Linked DNA regions of Homo sapiens: regions 1, 2, 3 and 5 are each linked to region 4. A link is a contact called in ENCODE Hi-C or POLR2A ChIA-PET data. All regions are on one chromosome and are shown on one strand. The core of a region is the stretch at or near the end of the contact, and the rest is flanking DNA. Distances in the headings are between cores, read along the strand shown.

The links. A loop is a pair of places that touch in the nucleus more often than their neighbours do. ChIA-PET counts read pairs that join two places held with the same protein, here RNA polymerase II (POLR2A). Pooled maps may share reads with other maps.
Region 1: a pooled map shows a loop between it and region 4 (17-fold over the local background). The contact joins the promoter of MAN2B2 here to the promoter of ABLIM2 in region 4. A Hi-C loop is called at or near these places in 1 of 37 single-sample maps with no recorded cell type and 9 of 50 pooled maps. POLR2A ChIA-PET finds 5 or more read pairs at or near these places in 2 of 52 experiments (activated B cell and activated CD4-positive, alpha-beta T cell).
Region 2: a map of CD4-positive, alpha-beta T cell shows a loop between it and region 4 (7-fold over the local background). The contact joins the promoter of WFS1 here to the promoter of ABLIM2 in region 4. A Hi-C loop is called at or near these places in 2 of 168 maps with a recorded cell type or tissue (CD4-positive, alpha-beta T cell and breast epithelium), 1 of 37 single-sample maps with no recorded cell type and 14 of 50 pooled maps.
Region 3: a map of ascending aorta shows a loop between it and region 4 (7-fold over the local background). The contact joins the promoter of KIAA0232 here to the promoter of ABLIM2 in region 4. A Hi-C loop is called at or near these places in 4 of 168 maps with a recorded cell type or tissue (CD8-positive, alpha-beta T cell, ascending aorta and naive thymus-derived CD4-positive, alpha-beta T cell) and 12 of 50 pooled maps.
Region 5: a map of naive thymus-derived CD4-positive, alpha-beta T cell shows a loop between it and region 4 (22-fold over the local background). The contact joins the enhancer-like site here to the promoter of ABLIM2 in region 4. A Hi-C loop is called at or near these places in 1 of 168 maps with a recorded cell type or tissue (naive thymus-derived CD4-positive, alpha-beta T cell) and 7 of 50 pooled maps. POLR2A ChIA-PET finds 5 or more read pairs at or near these places in 1 of 52 experiments (activated CD4-positive, alpha-beta T cell).

The regions. Positions count from the first base shown.
Region 1 is chr4:6,572,180-6,576,613 of GRCh38, reverse strand. MAN2B2 (mannosidase alpha class 2B member 2) reads right to left here and starts at 1,425. Exons shown (of 19, transcript NM_015274.3): 1 at 1,266-1,425; 2 at 1-36. The coding sequence starts at 1,403. LOC105374365 (a long non-coding RNA gene) reads right to left here. Exons shown (of 3, transcript XR_925098.3): 2 at 3,007-3,105; 3 at 2,276-2,423. RefSeq lists a silencer at 1,176-1,635 and enhancers at 924-1,692, 1,693-2,460, 2,461-3,229.
Region 2 is chr4:6,268,234-6,272,593 of GRCh38, reverse strand. WFS1 (wolframin ER transmembrane glycoprotein) reads right to left here and starts at 2,744. Exons shown (of 8, transcript NM_006005.3): 1 at 2,580-2,744. RefSeq lists a silencer at 2,657-2,766.
Region 3 is chr4:6,781,422-6,785,723 of GRCh38, reverse strand. It overlaps KIAA0232, which reads right to left and starts at 2,997. Exons shown (of 10, transcript NM_014743.3): 1 at 2,883-2,997. RefSeq lists silencers at 1,908-2,677, 2,738-3,617.
Region 4 is chr4:8,156,871-8,161,640 of GRCh38, reverse strand. ABLIM2 (actin binding LIM protein family member 2) reads left to right here and starts at 2,828. Exons shown (of 21, transcript NM_001130083.2): 1 at 2,828-2,961. The coding sequence starts at 2,952. RefSeq lists silencers at 2,222-2,281, 2,622-3,111.
Region 5 is chr4:9,689,101-9,693,572 of GRCh38, reverse strand. LOC124900660 (a long non-coding RNA gene) reads right to left here. Exons shown (of 5, transcript XR_007058019.1): 5 at 3,019-3,283. It also overlaps the pseudogene FAM86MP. Among named protein-coding and RNA genes, the nearest start is that of DRD5, 90 kb to the left of the region's middle. RefSeq lists enhancers at 355-864, 865-1,375 and silencers at 1,683-1,832, 1,843-1,892, 1,953-2,032. Within about 2 kb of position 1,757, at least 31 of the 41 ENCODE cell types and tissues checked have a DNase peak (open chromatin) inside an H3K27ac peak, as active enhancers do.

The DNA of each region.
Region 1 (4,434 bases), core at 176-2,675, 1.6 Mb after region 4:
GGTGTAGACATTGGCGGCGTACGCCCGCATGCTTTCCTGGGGAGGGGACAGCATCATGCCAGCCCCGGTCCAACAAGACCAAGTGTCCCTGGGGCCCCTGCCATTCGCCAGGTGTGTCTGCATGGGGTTGGGGGCTCTGCCCTTCCTTCCCTGCTGCTCACCCCCCACACAGCTATTAGGCACTCGCTCCATACCAGGCTCTCCCCACTGGATGGGATCGTGCTCTCCTGGGGGAGAGGGACGGGGAAACAGACACCCTACATGGGCAGAGACAGGTGCCCTCCCAGCCCAGGGGTCAGGGACAGTTTCTCAGAGGGGTGAGCAAGCTGGGCCTTGAGTGTGCAATTTGGGGGGCTGGGCCCTGAGTGTGCCATTGAGGGGCAGCACAGGAAAGTCTTAGGCCTCAGTCGGGGTGTGGTCCAGTGACCCCAAAGGGGCCTGCTGGGGCTGAAATGAGGAAAGCTGGTGCTGAGAGGAAGAGCTCCCCAGGCTGTCCCTGGCGTCTAGGCGTCTGCCTCCCCAAGGCTGGGAGCTCCAAGGACCACAGCTGTAGTGTGTTCCCATCCGAGTCCCGAGGGCCCTGCACACAGGGTGCCCACAGAGTGCTTACATGAATGGAAGGAGCACCGAGCAGGGAGTCAGGAGGCATGAGGGTTATTCCCGAGCGACCTTGGGCAAGGCAGCAACCCTCTCTGGGCCTCGGTTTTCTCCTCTGGAAACTGGCTGTAGTGGGCATGCTTCCCCTACCCTTTACAGATGGGGAAACTGAGGCTTAGGGACCAAAGCCCCTCGCCCAAGGTCCTGAGCAGAACCAGGAGGTGACCACAGGTCCACCTTCACCCCTGTCCTGGGGGGCGGAGGACGCTGAGCTGGCCTCCAATATTCAGCCCCGCAGGGGACCAGCCCGGCCCCTTCCCAGCGGGCACCTGACATCCACCTGCTCTGAAGCCAGCCCCACCCTCTCCTGCTCCAGGCTTCCCTGGAAAATGGGTTACCACTGTCAACCCCCAAGCCCCTCCCCAGCCGGGAATGCAGGGGTCCCTCCAATCTGCACCACCCTCCAGAAGGGGAAATGGGGGTTCAGAGGCAGGAAGTGACTGGCCCGAAGTTAGCGACGCAACCAGTCAATGGCAGCGTGGGGTCCTGAACCCACTGAGCCTCCTTCTGCGCCGGCATCGGGCCCCGGGACGCAAACCCACACTCAGATCCCGCGGGGAGAGGGAAGCTGCAGCCTCAGGGGCGCGCGGGGCGTGGTCGGCACCTACCTGCACAGTGTAGACCCAGCCCACGTCCATGTGGCTGTGGGGCACCACGAAGGCCCGGATGGGGCCGGCGGACTGGACCCCTGGCGGTCGCAGCAACAGGAGCGGTGCCAGCAGCGGCAGCCAGCACAGCTGCCCCATCCCTGCGGCAGGCCGGGAAGGTGCCAGGCCCACTTCCGGGTCCGCGAGGGGCGGGGCGGCCGCGCGGGCGGGGACGCGGCCCATTGGCTGCGGGCGGGGGCGGGGCCCATTGGTTGCCGGCTGGACGCCGACCCCGGGAAGCTCGGGAAGGAGGAGCTGGAGGCGCGGGGCCCTCAGCGGGGCAGGGCGCCTGCTCTTTGCGGTTTAGCTCTCCATCCCCGTCTCCAGCTTTCTGGCCTTCCCTCCCTGTCCATCCTTTCAGCCCCATCTCCCCCAAGCCTGCCAGATCTCCCCCAACCAGAGGAGACCCCTCCTCGCCCAAAGCCCACGCTCTGGTGGTTCCTCTCGGAGCGTGTGCCTCTTCGCAATACCTGCATCCCGCCCTCTGGACTCGGCTCCGGGACTCTGAGGCTACCGTGCAAAATTCGGCTCAGCACGGACCCTGTGAGCTCTGCCACCAGGAACCTTCCCTGATAACCCTTTCCCTCCTCTCCCTGGCGTCGAAACCCCATCTGGGCGGCGCCATGGGGGGCTTGTTATGGGACTGTCTCCTTTTTTTTTTTTTGGACAGGATCTCACTCTGTCTCCCAGGCCGGAGTGCAGTGGCGCGATCAGGGCTCACTGCAGCCTTGACCTCCCGGGCCCAAGTGATCCTCCCACCTCAGCCTCCTGAGTAGCTGGGACCACAGGGGCACACTGCCACACCCAGCTAATTAAAAAAAAAATTTATAGAGATGGGGGCCTCACTATGTTGCCCAGGCTGGTCCCAAACTCCTGAGCTCAAGCGATCCTCCTGCCTCCGCCTCTCAAAGTGCTGGGATTACAGGCATAAACCAGCATGCCTGGCTCAACTGTCTCCATTTTAAGGAGGAGAACTGGCTTTCAGAGACAGTAACTGACTTGTCCAAGATCACGCAGTTAGTGGAGGAGCCAAGAGAAGCTTTCTGGGTTACTGGATGGTGACCTGGGGCGACATAGGTAACCTCGCTGAGCCTCAGTGAAATGGGTCCGATAGAGGAGCTGTGAACAAAGTAAGGATGCACCCAGGCTGAGAGCGTGAGCACAGCACCCCTTGCCTGCACTCAGGGGAGGTGCGGTCACATTGGTGCAGCCTGTTTGGGACTGTTGCCTGGAGTCAGCCCTGTCCACTACTCCCTGCCCAAGAAAGCAAGGGTCTGTGGCTTGGGGTTTACTGTCTGAGAACCACTTGGCTGTGCCCCTGCCTGGCATTTCCTAGCGGAACCAGAGCTGCAGCTCTGAGCAAAAGTGCTGGTCCTCTTGTCCATTATGTAACAAATGGAAACTGAGAACAGGTTCTCCAAGCAGGTCTCCCTCCTCCTTCTGTCCTGTCCACCCCCTGGGGACCCCTGCATCCCCATAGCCTCAGGTCAGATGGTCTGAGCCTGACGTGGACAGTACTCACTAACACATGTCCCCATGACCGGCCAGGCTCACAGCTGGGCTCCACTCTCCAGCCTCTGCAACCAGGTGCGGCCACGTGGCTAAGTGCTAGTCAATGGGATGGGTGGGGGCGGGCACTGTGCTCCTCTTCCAGGCTGGCCCCTAACAACCTCCTGTGGGTGAGCCCTGCTCTCTTACTCACCCACTGCTCCAGTGGAGGGCACTCCGAGGACCTCAGGGAGGTTAGAGCCACCAATGGAGGCTCTGAAGAACCACATGGAACCATGAGGAACCCAAAGAGCTGTGACAAGAGGGAGAAATAAGCTTTAATTGTGTTAAGCCACTGAGTTTATCGATAAGGCAGTGTCACAATCTTTGGCAGACTGTATCTGCCAAAGATGGGCTCCACAACATTACCCACCCCCCAAGCTCTTTGTAGAATTTGGTTGACGAGAAAAGCCACACTCTAAAATATCTCAGAACGTTTATTCTAAGCCAAATAGGAGTGACCATGGCCTGTGACACAGCCTCAGGAGGTCCTGAGAACAGGTGCCCAAGGTGGTTGGGCTATAGCTTTATACATTTTATGGGGACAGAAGTTACAGGCAAAGACATGAATCAATATATGTAAAGTATACATTGGTTTGGCCCAGAAAGGTGGGACATCTTGAAGTGGGTGGGTGGTGCTTCCAGGTCAGAGGAGGATTCAAAGATTTCCTGATTGGCAATTGGTTAAAAGAGTTAAGCTTTACCTGAAGAGTTGGAGTCGGCAGAAAGAAATGCTTGAGTTAAGACAATGGGGATGTGGAAGCTAAGGTTCTTGTTACATAGATGAAGCCTCCAGTTAGCAGGCTTCAGAGAGAATAGATGTGCATGTCTCTGGGGACCTTAAAAGGTATCAGACTCTCTGGAAAAGAGCTAGTAAGTAAGGAGATTCTCTACAGAATGCAAGTTTCCCCCACAAGAGATGACTTTGCAAGTCCATTTCAAAATATGTCAAAGAAAATTTATTTTGGGGTAAAATACTTTGATTTCCTTTAGGGCCTGCTCTCTGTCGTGTGTTGCTATACCAGAGTCATGTTAGAATCGGGTATCTGATTGCTACAAAAGTGTTCTGTCAGTCTTAGGAGGATCTCTATGTTAATGTTAATGCTGGTCAGCTGTGCCGAAACTTAAAGGGAGGAGGCTATGATGAGGCATGTGTGACCTCCCACTTCCCATCATGGCCTGAACTAGTTTTTTGGGTTTCTTTGGGGTCCCCTTGGCCGACAGGGGGTCCATTCTCTCAGCTGGGGCTTATAATTTTATTTTTGATTTACAATATGATCTTGACATTCTTCCTATTAGGAGATAGGGTCTATGTCTCCTCTCATTGAATCTTGTTTATTTATTGTTTTTTATTTTATTAATTTTTGTGTTTTTTAGAGATAGAGTCTTGCTCTGTTGCCCAGGCCAGAGTGCAGTGGTGGACTCCTAACTTACTTCAGCCTCAAACTCCTAGGCTCACGTGATCCCCCTGTTTCAGCCTCCTGAGTAGCTGAGACCACAGGTATGTGCCATCATGCCTGGCTAATGAAAACTTTTTTTTTTCTTTTTTTTTTAGATATAATATCCCGTTATGTTGCCCAGG
Region 2 (4,360 bases), core at 1,495-3,994, 1.9 Mb after region 4:
AAGCTCTAAGGGAGCAGGCCCAGGAGGTCCTGGCCCTGGGATGTCTGCTCTGGCCTGGCCTGACCCAGCCCCCTGGCACAGGGCTGCTCCTCAAGACAAGGGCACAAAGCCCTTGATGGATCCCAGGTACCTATTTTTGCTCAGAGTATTAAGGGACAAACCAAGGAACATTCCAGCTCTATCCAATGTGGCACATTCACAGGAACAGAGGGGTTTGAATTGGGACTGCCCCAAGCAGCATTCATGACGGCCATAGTGGCCAAGCCCCCACCACACACCTGGCACCTGCTCCAGGCCTGGCCTGGATGGGCAGCAGGTGTGGACTGAGGGTAGGTCCATCTTGTGCCAAGCACTGTGCTGGGCCCCCCTGCCCTAGAGAAGTCTTGTCCAGGGCCAGCATTGGAGCAGCTTCATCTAGATGGGAAGGGTTAACACCTAAACAGACACCCACAAAGACGGCACAGAAGGGGGCCCTCACTCCACTGTGGGAAGAGGCAGGCCAGAAATCCTGCAGGAGGACTTGACTGAGCCTTCTGGACAAGCAGGCAGGAGCCAGGCAAGCTGGGAGGTGGCTGGGCATTCCAGCAGGGGTTGTGCCCAGAAGAGGAGGCAGCAGAGGGACAGTGAGCCAGGCTTGTGGCCAGGAACACGCAGGTGGCTGGGAGGTGACTGCTGGAGAGAGGACACAGGAGGGAGAGGCTGAGTGAGCAGCGAGGCGGGTCCCTGAGGGCCCGAAAGAATGCCGGCTCCTGGCTCGGGAGGCGGACCTGACCCGATAGCCCAGAGGGAAGTGGCAGCTGAAGAACCAGCAGGGCTGCGTGCAGCCAGGCCCGGATCGGGACCAGGGAGGAGCCTGGGGGTCGTCCAGGGAGAGGCGAGGGTCCTGAACCAGGGCAGGCATCCGAGTGAGGCTCAGGAGCCAGGAGAGACCCAACTGGGAGTGAGGAATGAAGGGCACAGGGGGTGGTCTGGTTTGTGGCTGGGGCTGGCTGGCTGTGGTGGTACCACTTCCGGAAGTAGGGAAGTGGGAGGGGAGGGGAGCCGTGTAGGCATAAAGCTCCCGACCTATTATGATTCTTATTGCCACCGTCAAGGATGGGTGTTTCGGGTCTGTCTGGCAGTGCAGACATCTCTGGGGGTTGAGACTGAGCTGAGGTCCCCTCTGTGACCAGCCCCAGAAGCCTGTCCAGCACTGGTCCGGGATGGGCAGGGGAGGCCTAAGTCAGAGACGCCCTCCATGCTCTTCCATCCTGGGAAAGAAGGTGAGATGGGGTCTCCCAGCCAACTTTTCCTGTGTCTGCGAAGGGAGGACAAACCAGCAGGTAGGGAAAAGAGGCTGAAATGTGGAGAAGCCTCCCTCCAAATCCCTGGTTGGATACAACGGAGACCCCATGGGAATCACAGACCCTTGGACACAGAAGTAAACAGGTGGCGACAGTGACAAAGGTGGCCTCTGGGCTTCCCGTGGGCTCCCTCTCCTGCTGCAGAGAACAGGCAGCCAGCACATGGGGTACCCAGGGCACAGCTCCTTGAGTGATGGATGCTGGCATAAGAGAAAGCCCTTTACAAACTGCAAAGCCCTGGGCCAAATGCCAGGGGTCACTGTCCAAGGTGAGGAGAGACGGGGCTGCTTCTGGAGAGATAGGGCAGAGGCCTCACACCAGGCTCTGCCCCATCAGCTTCGTGGTCCTGGGCTGGCACCAAACCCTGCTGAGCCTCAGCTTCCTGGGGTGTCAAACGGGGACTATAACTTCTCCGCCTAAGGCTACTGAGAGGGTTAAATCTGGGTGGTGGGGGGTTGCACAAATGCGACTTCCTTGGAATTCATAACATCATCTGCTAAGTGGGTGAGAGGCCAGGGCGCCATCACATCCAAAAGGGCTGGGTAGGATTCTCCAGAAAGTTTTCGTTGATCAAACAAAAAGCTAATGATCCAGAGGGTGGAGTTCATACGAGGCAGGGTCCAGGTGCTGCCACTGAAACCCCTCAACTCTCTACTGAGGGGCCCCGAGAGAGAGAGGAACTGCCACAGCGCTCCTAAGTGGGCTGTGGGGATTCAGAATGACCCCTAAGCTGCCCCTCGGGCGGGCCGGGTCCCCCTGGGGGACTGAACCCCCCTTCCCCCCCACAACACCTCCCGGGGGCCCAGGCGCGTTCCAACGGCCGGGCGGGCACCGAGGGCGGCCGTGGGTCCCGGGACCGCGGGGGAGGGGCATGACGGGGCAACTCGGGGGGGATGGCGCGGGGCGCGGGGAGGGGGCCTGCCCGCCGGCCGCTCCGCCTCTCGGGCCTGCTGTCCCGCCCGCGGCGGGGCTCCAGGCGACAGCGCGCGGGGGACCGGGGCGCGCCCCCCGGGTGACCCGTTCGGGCCCGGAACAGGGGTCGCCTTGCGCGTTGCAGAGCGGGCGGGACCCCCGGCCCTCCAACTTCGGGGACCTTGTCGGGACTTTGGGGCCAGCCACCCATCAGCTCGGAAGGGGAAACTGAGGCCCGAAGAGGACAGTGCCTCAGGGCTCTTGCCCGCCTCCTGCGCGCTGCCCACAGCCACCGCGCCACTGCCCCAGCGCCGAAGTACTCACCGGCCCGTGAGTGGGCCGCACGCGGCGCTGCGACGCCCTGGGGCCTCTGGGCCGGCAGAAAAGTTGTTCGGGAGCAGCTGAACGCGGCGCAAACGGGAGATCTGCGGCCGCGGGGGAGCAATCTGCACTCGCTGCTGAAGAGCCGGCTAGCGCGGCCTTCTGCACGAGGGGGCGGGGCAGGGGCGGGGCCTTCGGCCTCCCTCCACTCCAGACGCGGCCCCCCGGATGCGGCGCCAGCTCGGCCTGCTGAGTGGCCGGTGTAGCCGCCAATCACTCCACATCTCCGCCAATCACGGTGCGCCTCGCCTAGCTGCGGCCCGGCACTCCCCCTGCGTGGTTGGGCCCGAGGGGCCAGAAGGCGGGTCCGGCTCGCCCACAGCGAAAGTTTCCGAGCGGACTCGGGCCCCGGCCCCGCCCCCGCCCCGCCCGCGGAACGTCCAGTTGCTTAGCGAGGCCGCTCGCCTTCTCCTGTAACAGGTGGTTTGGACCCGTGGAAAAGGCTCCGGCCACCTTTCATCCACCACTCCGGCCTCAGCGTCCCCAACTGCAGATTCATTATATTTGCTGTTGCAATATTAACACACGTCTTGAGCGCCTATTCCGGCGCTGCAAGAGAGTCTAAGGGCTCCCCTAATAACAGCAGCAGAGATGGAAAAATGGGGCCTGTTTGAAACGAGTGTCTGCAGCCAAGTACTGCTTTCAGTGCCCAGAATCAAATGCAGTGTAGCAAGCTTTTCACACGGTGACTGTGGGATTCCTTTAAAGTGTGTGTTAGCCCAGGGAGTGGGCAAGGCTCAGGCAGTTTGGAGACTCTGGGAGTTTGGTTCCTGTCTGGGAGGCGTGGTTTGGAGATGAGGGCGAGGGTCTATCCTTGAGAGGCCCTGGGGAACGTGAGACCCTGCCTGCTCTGTCTCTGGTCCCCACAACCAACCTGAGCTACCTGTCCTAGTTATCACAGCAGAAACTGGGGCTCGGAGTGACTGTCAGAGATAATGCTTACCAACATGTTGGGAGCAAATATTCCAGATGGCTTTGGAGATGAGTTCTGAACACACTACTTCGGAGGACTTTTGTCAAAGCGGCGTAGTTCATGTCAGTCACCTCATTTGATTCTCCAGCTGCCCCCACTGCCCACCCCCGATCCCCAATGTTCACGTGTGACCCTGTGAGGCTCACAGAGGAAGGAAGAACACCTGCCGTCAGCCTCGCCTGCTCTGTCCAGGTTGGCTTAGGGGCTTTCACAGCTTTCAAGGGCCCCCCTAGTGACCCAAGGAGGGAGGTGGCACTGAGCCCATTTTTTATTGATGTGAAAATTGAGGCTCAGACATAGTTATTTGCCCAAAGTCTTGAAGATGTCTTTCCACCTTATCACACACTAACTGTAGAAAATTTGGAGAATTACTAAAAGTAGAAAGGAGAAAAAAAATCACTCAAAGATGATCACTGTTCACATTGTGAGATTTATGCACATTTAAGAAAATAATAAATATTAATGTGAACACACAATCACAGAGAGGCTGAAGCACTTCCCAAACCCTTTGCAGGGGCTCATTAAGCAGAGAGAAGAGGACAGATTGAAAAGTTCCTCCTGTGGAGGTCTAAGGGAAGAGAGGAAGTGCAACAAAAAATCTACAAGATGGCTTAAGGAGCCTCTATCAGAACACAGCAACACTGAACATACTCCACGGAGCTAAGAGACTGAAAAAGCAACAGGCAAATTCAGAAAGAGAAGAGTGGAGGTGAGGACAAATGAGCAAACTGGAAGATAATGTGGAGTAAAT
Region 3 (4,302 bases), core at 1,748-4,247, 1.4 Mb after region 4:
GCAGTCTTAGAAGCCTACTGAGCCAGAGACTGACAAGATCTGAGCTCAGGAAAGATGACTCTGGCAGCCAGGCAAAGAATGGATAGGAAGGGGTGGCGAGGAGCCTGAAGACAAAGTTAAAAACTTTAAGCAAAGCAAGTAATCTGAGGTTTTAACACTTACACTAGGCGAGTATTTTTAAAGGGTTTGAGTCTTGACGACATTTCACGTCTTCCCTCAAGTGATCATCCCAACTATTCTGTGAAACAGGTGTCATCAATCTTCCCATTCTACAGATGAGGAAATTAGCTCACAAGCCATTAACTGCCAAGTCAAATGCTACAAAAACAAGGACAAAGCGCAGGCTCAGCACTTTTCCACACAATGAAAAATAAAGAACAAGAACAATCTAATTTCTTTTGAAGAGTGCTACCGTACAACATAGCACAGAGTAGGCTAGCTACATTACCCTATATTACCACTGGAAGTGTTAAAAATCCATCTAATCAGCCAGGCGCGGTGGCTCACGCCTGTAATCCCAGCACTTTGGGAGGCTGAGGCAGGCGGATCACGAGGTCAGGAGAGAAAGACCATCCTGGCTAACACGGTGAAGCCCCATCTCTACTAAAAATGCAAAAAATTAGCCGGGGGTGGTGGCATGCACCTGTAGTCCCAGCTACTCGGGAGGTTGAGGCAGGAGACTCGCTTGTACCCGGCGGGCGGAGGTTGCAGTGAGTGAGCCGAGATCGCGGACTCCAGCCTGGGCGGCAGAGCGAGACTCCGTCTCAAAAAAAAAAAAAAAAAAAATTCATCTGATCTTCTTAAATGTTTGCAACTTGCATAACAAGCTAATTATCCTTAGATTTGACTTCTGTTAACGTCATGTTAAAGACCTATACTTTTTCTCCAAAGCAAACAAAAAAGCACCTGCACTTTGAATTCTACTTCCTATGGAAATAAATAAGAATAATATTCTCCCTTCCCTTCAATGTTTAAAAACTGGCATTTCACTGATGTAACGGGCTTACATAAAAACCATTATACCCAAGGAAGCTGTAAACCACTTTTTGAATGATTAAAAATGCATTATTTAGCAAGTACAGCAATTGAATCTGAGTTATAAGATATATTAAGTGAAAGGAGCTTCTATAGATATGCAAAGGCACACTCTCGGAAATAGGTTCTGTCATAAGGAAGCGACATAGAGATCCTGAGACCTATTTAAGAATGGTTCAATCCAAAATAACTGATGGAAGAATATTTGACCTTGAGGATGCAGAGTGATAGAATCCGCTCCTCCTCCCCCCCCGCCCTCACCCGCCTTTAAATTCTAAGTCCACGAAATGGTCAAAGTGTTCTGGAACGGGTCTTATTTTGCATAGGAAGAATCTAGCTTGGGCATTTTACCGCACAGTTTTATCCACAGCATCGCCTATTACCAAAACTGCTTGTCCCTACCCCCTCACGAGCTTTCTAACAGTTTTTAAAACAAGACCCAGAAATGTAAAATCCCTTCTTAGGAACTTGAACAGTAAGTCAAAGTATCCAACCCAGGTAATTATTAGCAAGAACTACATTTATATAATTTTTTCCAAAGAATCTCGCATGCCTCCTCTCCGCTGAATCTCCCTCCTGTTTTTAACTGGGTTAAATCTTTATAGCTTGCCTATAGAGGACAAAAACGGAAAGGTGGCAAAAAAGAAATCAAGACAGTTCTGCCATGATTTAGGGGTCTGTACCAAGAGTTCGGCAGGTCCTGTCACCTGCGCACCACAAGACGCAAGCTGAATTCTAGGGCAAGACGAAGCATTCCAACACGACACACACTGGTTTCTCCAGCGGGAAGAAGCAGAGAGCTCTAGAAATGCCGGCTGCAGACGCGTATTGTTGGAAAGGAGCCGGATCAGGCCCCGCAGCAACTCGGGGCGCCCTCGCGACAGGGTTTGCCGCGCAGCGCACGGATGACTGTGGGCCTGTCACTCCTAGCTCCAGCTGTAACCTTCGCCAAACCTTGCGCCGCACCGGCCCCGCCCGCCAGGCCCGCCCCCCGCGCCGCGCCCCGCGCCATAGGCCGGCGCGCCAGTCGCTCAGCCGGCCTCCCGGCCCCGCCCGCCTGCGGCCCTCCTCCCCCGCCCGGCGGTTTTCCCTTCCCGGGGCCCCAAAAGGACAATGCTGGAGGGGAGGGGAACGGAGGGAACGCGAGCGAGCGGCCCAGGCTGCCGGCCTGACCCCGCTGCCGGGGACGCCGGGCGCCTCCCACCGGCCGAAGCCTTCCTCCCGCGCCCACTTTCGGGGCTCTACGTCCTATCAAGTCTAAGCACCCCCGCCTCGTCTCCCCTAGAAGAGCCGCCCCGGCGCGGCGACACCTGCCCCAGGCAGGAGGCAGCCAACGGCAACCCATTGTGCGGACTCATCGTCCACAGCCCACCCGGGCGCAAGAGCCGCAAGCTGGTGTCCCGGCGTCCTGGGGTCGGGGCGGGGGTCCCAGGGCCCACAGCTCACCCGCACGCCCGGGCACCACCAGGATCGGGGCCGGTCAGGCCTCCCTCGGCTGGCCCCGGAGCCATCAACAGCGGCCCGGTCTCCCTTAGGCTGGCCCCGGAGCCATCAGCGGCGGCCCGGCCTCCCTCAGGCTGGCCCCGGAGCCCCCGGCGGCGGCCCGGTCTCCCTCAGGCTGGCCCCGGAGCCCTCGGCGGCGGCTCGGCCTCCCTTAGGCTGGCCCCAGAGCCCACGGCGGCGGCCCTGTCTCCCTTGGGCTGACCCCGAAGCCTTCGGCTGCGGCCCGGCCTCCCTCGGGCTGGCCCCGGAGCCCCACGGCGGCGAGCGTCCGGCCTCCCCGGCCCGCGCCCACCCGGCCGAGGGGCTGCTCCGCGCCCTCCCTCCCCGCCGCCTGCCCGCAGTACCTGCCGAGGCTGCCGGGCGGCGCGGCGGCCGGCGGGGGCGCCTCTCCTCTGGCTCCGAGGGGCTGCGGGCGGCTGCCGAGCGCCGGGCGGCCCTGGCCTGCGCCTTACGTAAAGCGGCGGCGGCGGCCCCAGCGCCACTCCGCGGAGGGCGGGAGGCGGCGCGCCGGGAGCCGCTCCGCTCCGTTACCCGGCAACTGGCCTCAGCGCCCCGCCAACCAGGGGCGCGCTCCATATCCTTCCGCCCGGGTGCCGGGATTACATCAGCGCCGGCCGGTCCCCGCCCCTGCCCCTCCCTCCGGCTGGGCTGCGGGCGCGCGCGGGCGGTGGGCCGCGGGCTGACGGCGCGAGGGGACAGGCCGGGGCTGGTGCCTGGCGGGTGGGGGTCTAGGGCCCGGGACGCGCCGTGCAGCTTGGCCGGGGCGGCGGAAGCCGCTGGGAGGTGAGAGGGCAAGCAGTAGAGAGGGCAGGCAGGAAGCGGGAGCCCCCCAGCGTGCTGGGCGTCGGAGAGGAGACGTCTCCCGCGGAGGGGCACGTGGGACTGCCCTCGGCAGAAGCCCCCGAACTCTGCCGCCGCGCCCCGCCCCCGGCCCGCGCTGGGGAAGTGGGGCTCGGCGTGCACGGCCCCGCCCGCGGCCCGGTGCAGCCCCCGCCTTCCCGGGCTCGCGCGCCACCTGTCCGCGCCCCCTCCTCGCCGCGTCCTGGGATGGCTGGAGTAGGCGGCTTAAAATAAAGACTTTAATTTTTTGTTGTTGTTGTTAAGGAACCCAGAAGACAAGCTAAAGAAATGTGACATGGCTCTTTTTTTATTAACTAGGCAAAAATAAATTCTGGAAGCTTCGAAAGTGGAAACCAAAAATGTGCATTAACCTTTTAATCAAAGTGTCTTCACAGCCACCTACCTTCCCTAAATGTGACTCCTAGGCCTGTTCTAAAAAAGCAAATAAGTATCATGGACCTGGAAAAGGAAGGGAGATTACTTAGAAGAAAGAGGTCCAATGGGAGGAGTGACTTACCTGGGGTCATTTGTTCATTTATGCAGCACCCACTAGGTGCCAGGCACTATGCTTTTCTGTTCAGAACCTGTTGGAGAATTTCCTGCACCAGCTCACGGGCTTGTGGGAGAAGCAGATGCTGAAACACTGGAGAGGGGTCATCTGCTGAGTTGGCTAGATGCTCCATGCATCCATGGAAGGACAAACCGAGGAACTGTCGCTTACGTACTATCTACAGAGTGTTTTTTCTGCGAACATATCTTTTTGTTCTTTACAAAAATCGTGGGACAAATCTTTGTCATCCGCATTTAACTGGTGAGGAAGCTGAGGCTGAAAGAAAGTGATTTCACCCAAGCCTGGCTGCTACCGAGTGGACAGGGCCTTCTGACCTTGCTAAACCACCTCTTGCAGGAGACAGAATGTGAACC
Region 4 (4,770 bases), core at 1,579-4,078:
TCAGGGGCTTGATAGGATCCCCACTGAAATGGGATGGGAGCCCCCAGGGAACCTGGATAAGCACTGGAGGTAGAAGGGAGCCCCCGGAGTTCAGGTCTCTACCCGCTGCCTGCTGGAAGGAGGCATGGGTCACTGCAGGGCTTCCCTGTGTGGTGAAGGGCATGTGAGCTGAGGCTGGAGGAGGAGGGCAGGGGCTCCTGCTTCCATGTTGGTACCCTCCAAGGTACCCACCAAGGCCCTCCTCTAAATGCACGTTTAATGATTTTTTTTTTTCATGAGATAGGGTCTGTCACCCAGGCTGGAGTACAGTGGTCCGATCATGGCTCATTGCAACCTCCGCCTCCCAGGTTCAATCAATCATCCCAGCTCAGCCTCCAGAGTAGCTGGGACCACAGGCACACACCACTATACCCAGCTAATTTTTGTATTTTTTATAGAAACAGGGTTTTGCCATGTTGCTCAGGCTGGTCTCAAATTCCTGAGCACAAGCAATCCTCCCACCTTGGCCTCACAAAGTGCTGGGATTACAGGCGCGAGCCACCGCGCCCGGTCCCCTTTTAATAAACCTTTAAAGGACCTTGGTTTGACATATTTGGGGCCTCCCTGTGTCCATGAGCCCCTTGAAGACCCCCTGACACCCCACCAGGCCTGCTAAAAAATAAGAGGGGCAGCATTTTTCTAGAATGAATCTTGTGGCATGTGAAATGATTTCTTGTCTATCTTCTTCACTAGGACTAGAAAGCCCAGCACACTGAAGGTGTTTGAGAATCCTAAGGGGTATGTATGCACTGTGAGTTGAAGGATATAGAAACTGAGGCACACAGAGGGCAAGCAAGTTGCCTGAGGTCACACCTGGCCTGTAGTACCATGGACAGAGAACCAAGTCTGTTTCAATCGATTCAATTCAACCAGCAGATTCGCTGAAGTCCCAGTTCAGCAGACACGGAGCAGGAAGGAAAGAAAAGACCTGGCTCAAGCCCCACCCTGTCACTAACTTGCTGGGTGACTTGAGGCAGTATGTCTTTGGGCCTTGGTTTCTGCCCTTGTGAAAGAAGATGTTGGAACCACATGGCCCCGAGGCCCTTCCAGGTTGAGAACTGTTAAGGCTCCCCAGCCCCTTGTCCTGGGCTCTGGAACCAGTCTGGAATGGGGCACCCACATCCACCCTCTGGCTCACAGGGTCTTGGCAGAGAGGTGTGAGGGCTCCCTGCCGTCCTCACCAGGCTGTGTGGGGGAAATCATGGCACCCCTGGGAGGTTCTCAGGAGCCTTTGGAAACAGAGGGAGGAAACAGAGGCTGCGGGGGAGCCTGACCGAGAGCTCCTTAGAGGGCAAGTGGCAGCAGGGTGTACCTACGGCAGGTGGGTGCCTGGCCTACCTCTCAGGCTATGATCCAGGAGTGCCAGGTGCCAGCACTCTCCCCTCCCCTCTATCCTTCTCTCCGTTTATTCAACAGATATTTGCAGACTGCCTGCTCTGTGCCAGGCCCTATGTTAGCCACAGAGAATAATAATAGCAAAGCAAAGACATTTATTGATCTCAACTCACACTGGGTCATGGCACACATTAGTTCACTGATCCTTAGATCTGGCGCCCCCTCAATTACATGGCACAAGATCCCAGTGGACTGGCATGGGAACCCTGCGGCTGCGGGCAGAATCACCTAGCTGGGCCTCCTGGATTTCTAGGGTGTGTGGGGCTTGGCTGGTTCCCCAGGACTTCAGCTCCCCCACTGAGCCACTGTACTCCTGGCCTCCCATCCTGGCCCCTCTTGGGGGAGATGGCTGCTGCTGAGGGAGGGGGAGGAGTACCTGCTCCTGCCTCAGTGTTCCATTCAGTCTACATTTTCTGTGCCCAATCTTCTTCCACTTGTTGAAAGCATCTCCAAACAGCCCTGGCCCAAGCCAAAAGTCCTTGGCCTCTCTCTCCATGCCAGGTTCCCGCGATTCTGCATCCTAAATGCTCCTCCAGCCCAGGCCCTCCGCGCCTGGTGGGCATCCTTGTGTTTGCCGGCTCCTCCCGACCTCTCTGCAGCTCGCCTTTTGTCGCACCAGGCACACAGTGGGGACCCCTGCTCCTCCCCGTTCCCTGACTCCCTCTCCTGCACCCGCGTCCAGGCCCTGTGCTGGGCGCCTGATGTCACAGGGTAGCCGGTCACCGTGGAGGCTGGGGCCGGGGACTGCGCCGAAGTGAGCCGCGCCACCTCTCCCGGTGCACCCCCCAGCTGGGCGCCAGCCGGCGAGGAGCGACGGGAGCCTGGGGTGGGTGGCGAGGCGCGGACAGCCCAAGCCCGGAGGCAGGAAACCTGCGCACGAATCCCCACCAGTGCAAGCCTCGCCGACGGATGCGGGCTAATCCTGCCCGAGCACCGCCCCCGCCTCAGTTTCCCTCTCTGTAAACTGGTAAAGAAGAGTTGGCCCAGAAGGTCTTCAGGCGCCTTGTAGCTCGACTACTCAAGAAGAGCTGCACCAAGCTCGCTTTTCCCTGCGCCGCTCTCCTAGCGACTCCCGGATTCCGTGAGCGGCAGTCCCCACGTCGCCCCTCAGGCCGTGGCGACAGCTCTGCAGAGATCTAAGAACGATTGCGAAAGGCCTCAGCCGCCGTCGCCCGTCTGCGCCTGCGCTGGCCGCGAAGCGTGCTGGGACTTGTAGTCCGATCGCCCCGCAGCTGGGGAGCCAGGCGGAGCGGTGGCGTCGAGGTGCCTACACTTCCCAGGGTGCTCCCGGGCGGCAGCGGGGGCGCGGGGCGGGGCCGCCAGGAGGGGCGTGAGAGTGGGCGTGGCACGGGCGTGGCCTGCGCGCCGTGGGGCTGCGGCGGCGCTGCCTGGCGTGTGCGCAAGGAGCGGGCGCGGAGCCGGCGGGCGGGCGGAGGATAGCGCGGGCGCGGCACCTGCGGGCCCGAGGGTCTGGCTGTCGCAGCGCCGGGCCGCCCCGACTCCGAGCGGCTGCTGAGATGAGTGCAGGTGGGTGCTGGGGACCGAGGGACCAACGGGTCCCCGCGCTGGCTCGCGGCGCCGCAAGGGCTGGGTGGCATTCGGAGGCTGCACCTGCAACGCCGGGGAAAATCACCCAGCGGCTCCACCCAACTTTTGCTCCAGGATTTTGCAGCCCCGAGGGGCCAGAGCGCAGCCCTCTGCCCTGCGCCCGGAGCGCGTAGCTCAGTGGCGCGGGCCGGGGATCCTTTCCCAGCGCGCCGGCCGGCGTGGCTGCGCCAGGATGTCTGGAAGGCGCCCCTTCTTTGCTTCTCACGGGGGTCCGGGTTGTTCCAGGCTGCAGAAAGCGGTCAGGGTCCGCGCGGGGGCCTGGGGTCCGGGCGAAGGGCCGGGGCCCCAGCAGACCTAGGCACGCAGAGGTGAGATGATAGGCGGGGCTTTGCAGCTGGGGGCGCCGCCCTTGCGCCGCTCTGGCAGCGCCTGGGTTGGGGGCGTCAGGCCGACCCTCGGCGCCCAGGACTCTCCGCAGCAGATCTGGGGACCCGGAGCCCGCATGTGTCAGACCCGGCCCCGACCCGATCTCTGCGCGTCTCCAGCCCCTCGCCCCTGCGCGTCGCACCCCTGCCTTTCCCGCCGCACCCACCCTCCGGGATCTGACAGCCTCTGTGCGGGGCTGGAAAAATCCCACAGCGCTGGAGCCCAGCCGCGCCTTGTGCTGTTGGGGAAACTGAGACCTAGAACTGGAGCCCTTGGCGGTGAGCCCTGGAGGCGGCCTGAGGATGCCCGGATCTGAGAGCCTCCTGGGGCCCGCACCGGGCTGAGGGCTTGTCGTTGCATTCCCGGCAGGGAAGGGCTGTCACCCCATTTTTCAGGGTGTGACCCGAGGCGCACCAGGCTTGAGTCACTTGCTTGGCTCAGGAAGGGGGGGCGGGGATTCGAACCCCGGGCTCACTGACTCTTGTGCTCTTTCCTCTAAGCCTGTCGCGCCAGGGACTGCAGTATGGCCCTTGGCCATGGTGCAGAAACCAATGGGGACAGCCGCTTCCCCTGAGGGAGATCGGACTGGGGAGAGAATGTGAATTTAGTAAGAGCTTCCTGTGGGCTGTAGGCCTAGAAGGGGGCGGGGGCTAAGGGCCAGGGACTCCCCTCCCTGGGGAGATTGTCTCCCTCCCCCTCCAATCCAAGGAAGGAGGGACGGCGTTGCCGGGAGCCTTTGGGAGTAGCTGAGAGCAATGGCAGGCGGTTGGGGAGGTCAGAGGCAGAACCCTTTGGAAGAGGATTTCTGAAATGGCCAACCTAGTTATCTGGGAGTGGCTGGGGAGCAGGGCACCCTGAGACTTGGCAGAACCTCCAGACACATTTATCTAATGGCAGGTGGGGATAATGGCTGGGTGCACACAGAGTAATTTTATGCTTCTTGTGGCCATAATTGATACCTGTGGTCCCCCCTGTCATCAGGGAGAGCCTCAGAAGCAGTGCTGGCATCTCTCCTCTGCATCTGACGAGAAGGGGTGTGGGGGCACTGGGGCAGTTGGGGGCAGAGACTGGGGTTTGAACCATGGTGACTGCCTGGTGGTCTTAGGCATAGGTGGCACCTTCCAGAGCTTGGCTTCCTGACCTGTAAGAGCAGTAGCATTGGTTGCCTGGAGGGGACAAGGTACAACATGAAGAGCCCCACACCTGGGAGGCCCTCGGTAGTTTGGGATGGTCATTGCTGGGTGGCCAGCTCAGCTCAGACCCTCTGAATCAATCCAGCCCTTTGGAACTGGCAATGTGTGCTCTCCGGGCCACCTGTCGCCCCTGCCCAGCCCTGTCCCCAGCCGATGATGCGCACAGCAG
Region 5 (4,472 bases), core at 508-3,007, 1.5 Mb before region 4:
CCACCCTGGGCAAAGCAAGGGCCCATTTAGGTCTAGAATAGACAGGAGTGGACAGGACAGGCCTCATAAATGAAAAAAGAAACTCTCTGAGCATCTACCAAATGCTAGAAGCTGTTTTGCACCTGTCATCTCTGTTTCTGCTGTGGATGGTTTAAAAAACATTCCCTAGATTCCCCCCTCTTATGCAGATTTTTGTATATACTGATGTCTTTGTCTAAGTCTTAGATAGAAAACAAAAGTGCTGGAGCTATCGGAGGTGCTGACACCCACCTGCAGTGCTGACTCAATGTTTTTGTTCTTTGAACAGGGGTGTTTTTAAAGGGTACAAGCACATCTGTGGTTCTTCTCTCAGGTCTTCCGGAGAGATTCAGGAGGCAGGGTCATGAGTCCCAGGGACTCTGGGACTCTTACCTTCTGCAAAATATCCCACAGAAGCTCAGAATCTGATGAGTCTCTTAACTTTGCTTCTAAGCTCTATGTGGAGGGAAGAGAGAGAAATCTCAAGGGTGCATTCACAGGAACATTAAACGTGCAATAGAATGTGTTGGCAAAGCGCTATGTGATCTCTCCTTGGGGACGTGGAGCCAGTTGGAAGTGGAAGCCACAGCAGCTGAAAGCCTGACCTTCAAATGTTGCAGGTGCACCTGGATGAGTCACAGGAAGAAGGCTAGAAGACTGACTCTTGGCCACATTAGTCTTGGCTACTTAGCTGCCACCCAGGTCATGGGCCAGCTCCCTGGTTGCACTGGTCAGCCAGGAATTACCAGGGCAGCCATGGCACCAAGGTTTGATGGGCTTGCCATCTGAGTTTAAGTGGAAATGCAGAATGTGCCCATACCAGCCTGGGTTACATTGTCCTCTTACAGGGGCCTCAAGCCCAGCAGCGAGCTTTGGCTCCCGAGTTAGGCAGACTGTCTCGGCTGGTATGTGACACGGGGCAAGGCACTTCATTGCTTCAGAGCTCCTTCCATGCCGTAAAAGGCCCTACAAGACCTGGTCCTAATCCCTCTCTCTGGCCTGTTCTCCCTCACCTCTTGCCCACCCTGCTCACTCCACTCCAGCCACACTGGCTGCCTTGCTGTTGTTCCTCAACCACAGCTGGCTTGTTTCCACCACAGGGACTTTGCATATCCTGTTCCCCAAGCCCTTCCCATGGCTAGCTGCTTCACCACTCAGGCCCCAGTTCAAATGCCACCTCTTTGGGGAAGGCTTCCCTGATTCCCCGACTTTGGTGACTCTTCTCCCCAGTTACTCCATTCACCATTTCCCTGTTTTATTGGCTTTAAAGCTACTCTCATCTGGTCTTTTCTTGTTTATTCATTTATTTGTTTGTTCTCTGGCTCTCCCATGCAAGCAGAGCCTCATCTGTCATGGGTACTGCTGATCCATGGTGCCGGGCTCACGAAAGGCATTTATTAAACATTTTCAGACCGAATAAAAACAGTAGCTAACACCGACATGCATTTACCATGAGCCAGGCACTGATCCACAGGCTTTTGTACTCAACTCTGACAACAACCCTAAGAGGTAGCTATCATTATATCCCCCATTTTATTAAGAAGAAAACAATAGCACAGAGAAGGGCTCAGGAGGCGGGGCCGGGGCGGGGCGTTGACTATGTCGTAGCACATGACCAGGCGGTGCTCGGACTCTGGGAGGCAGAGCTTAGGGAGGGCCGACGTGGGGAGGGGCCCAGGGTCCGGGAGGCGGGTCCGAGTCTGGGCTGCGGGCTACGCTCAGGAGGCGGGCCATGGGGGTATGGCCAGGCGCTGCTCGGGCCCTGGGAGGCGGAGCTTAGGGAGGCGCCGGTGTCGGGAGGAACCCAGGGACTGGGAGGTGGGTCGGGGCTGGGCTCAGGGGCCGAGACGGAGCTGGGCTTGGGGCGGGGCCGAGACGGAGCGAGGGGTCCAGGGTGTGGGAAACGGGGAGGGGTTTGAGGAGGGAATCGGAGTGTGGCTCACGTTCGGGAGGCGTTACCTGCGGAGGGTTTGAGGCAGGCCCAGGAGCAAGGCCATGGTCGGCCGAGGCGGGGCCAGGGGCGGGCCCTAGGAGCCGGAGCTTTGGGCGGGGCCGAGTACGGGTTTGGGGCCCGGGAGGCGGGGCCGGTTAGGGCAAGGGTCCCTGGGATCGTCGAGTCAGGCCTTGGGCCAAAGTAGACACTCTCGCAGTTCCTCCGCCTTCAGGAAGGTCTTTTTGGCAGGGGCCTTATGGGTGCGCGCTTCGGTCCTGGAGGCCTTATCCCAGCCGCCTCTCCATCAGCGCCACCCGTCTGGGGCCCGACAGGAGGGAGCTTTCCCTCTGTCCTCCAGCCTTTGGACTGTCACCAAACAAGCCATTCGTTCACCAAATACTTACTAAGCGCCTACCATGCGCCTGGCAAGGCAGATGTAACAGTGAGAAAAACTAGGTGTGGTCCAGACCCTCCAGGGTCTCAGGGGCTCGTGGAAGAAGTGGACATTGAAGTACTTATGATACAAATGAATATAAAAGTACAATAGCGATATCTGCCATGAAGGTGAGCAGACAGAGCTAGCGGGGCTTCCAGGAGGAGTTTTGATCTTGCAGGGACAGGAAGGAGGAGTTAGCTCCTGCGGGGTGGGATTAGCGGTGGTGGTGATATAGACTTGGGGACAGAGTGGAAAACAACAAAAATATAATTATTTTAGTTCAAAGTTATTGTGTCTTGAGTTGAAAGGCAGGGCAGTTAGCAACACAGTTCATATTTCAGTACTGCCCCTGAAATCTGAACTGTGTTCAAAGTCTAAAACGTTTACCTTAGCAAATGCCTCATAAAACTCCATTTGGAAGAGTCCAGAGAGCTAATTTGTTGAGTATACTTGCAGAAGGTAGATGAGGAGACAGATTAAATCTTATTACCTCTTTCAGATGAGAGGCACTTGAGCCCTGCTCAGCTATGAGAATAAGAGAGGGGAATTAATTCTAATTGAATACACTTGTTCTCTCATAGCTGTTGTTCCCCACCAGAACCAAATGAGCGCAAGATCTGACAAAGAAAAAAAAGGTTCATCTTTTATTCTCCCAAACACTTTCATTTAAATCAAGAGGGTGGGATGTGGTTATTGCTGTGCTTTTAGACAGAATCAACGGTTTCTGGGTCTGAGATATTGCATATACCCTCTCAGTCCCTGTATCCTGAGATGGAGTCACCTGAGAATCCACAGCAAGTCCTAACCAGGGATGGGTCTGCGTGGTTAAGGAAGGTTGGCTTCAGAACTGGGCCAGGGGCACTGCTTTGCTTTTGCTGTTTTGATCAGCTCTCTGCCTGTAGGAGACAAGGAAAACCAATGGGAACAGGTTAGTTACACTCATAAATCCTGGGCTTATTTTACTAACTCACATAATAGCTATTAATTGCCTTTCTTCCAAGGAGCAAAAGGGTATATACGGTCAATGCCATAGTAAGTAACACTGTATTATGTTATACTAAAATATTAATAAATCTAGGTTGGTTCAGTCTTTCCTGATTCCATAGATTGGAAGCGGATTGAGGAAGGACGCTAGCGGACCACAGAGCTGAGCCATGCACACAGAAGAAACCTTTTTTTTTTTTTTTTTTGTGAGACGGAGTTTCGCTCTCTTGTTGCCCAGGCTGGAGTGCAATGGCACGATCTCGGCTCACTGCAACCTCCACCTCCTGGGTTCAAGTGATTCTCCTGCCTCAGCCTCCCGAGTAGCTGGGATTACAGGCGTGAGCCACCATGCCGGGCCATTTTTGTATTTTTAGTAGAGACAGTGTTTTAACATGTTGGCCAGGCTGGTCTCAAATTCCTGACTTCAGGTGATCTGCCCGCCTCTGCCTCCCAAAGTGCTGGGATTACAGACGTGAGCCACCGCGCCCGGCCAGAAGAAATCTTTATCTTGGTGTGCGGGCTCTGATGAGGGACAAATGTCATCTATCTTGGACCTGAATCTGGAAGGATCAAGGCACTGAAGGGATTTTTTTGTTTCAGACAGTCTCCCTCTGTTGCCAGGCTGGAGTGCAGCGGCACGATCTCAGCTCACGGCAACCTCTGCCTCCCGGGCTCCAGCGATTCTCTTGCCTCAGCCTCCTGAGTAGCTGGAACTACAGGCACGCGTCACCACGCCCAGTTAATTTTTGTATTTTTAGTAGAGACAGGTTTTCACCATGTTGGCCAGGATTGTCTCAATTTCTTGACCTCATGATCCATCTGCCTTGGCCTCCCAAAGGGCTGGGATTACAGGCGTTAGCCACCATGCCCGGCCTCACTGAAAGGATTTTTTTAATGTCACGTGGCTCTCACAGGTGCGGTGTGTTCGGGTGCAAGTGAAGATTATGACTGATGCTTAAAACCAAACGTAAAATTCCAGGTGGTGTTGCTATGGGAAGAAGCATTAGAACAATCTGAGTGGTTTCAGTTGCAAGTGTGTGTCTATGTGCAAGAACTACAATCAAGATTCAACTTCTGGCTTTGAGGGTCTCTTTAATAACA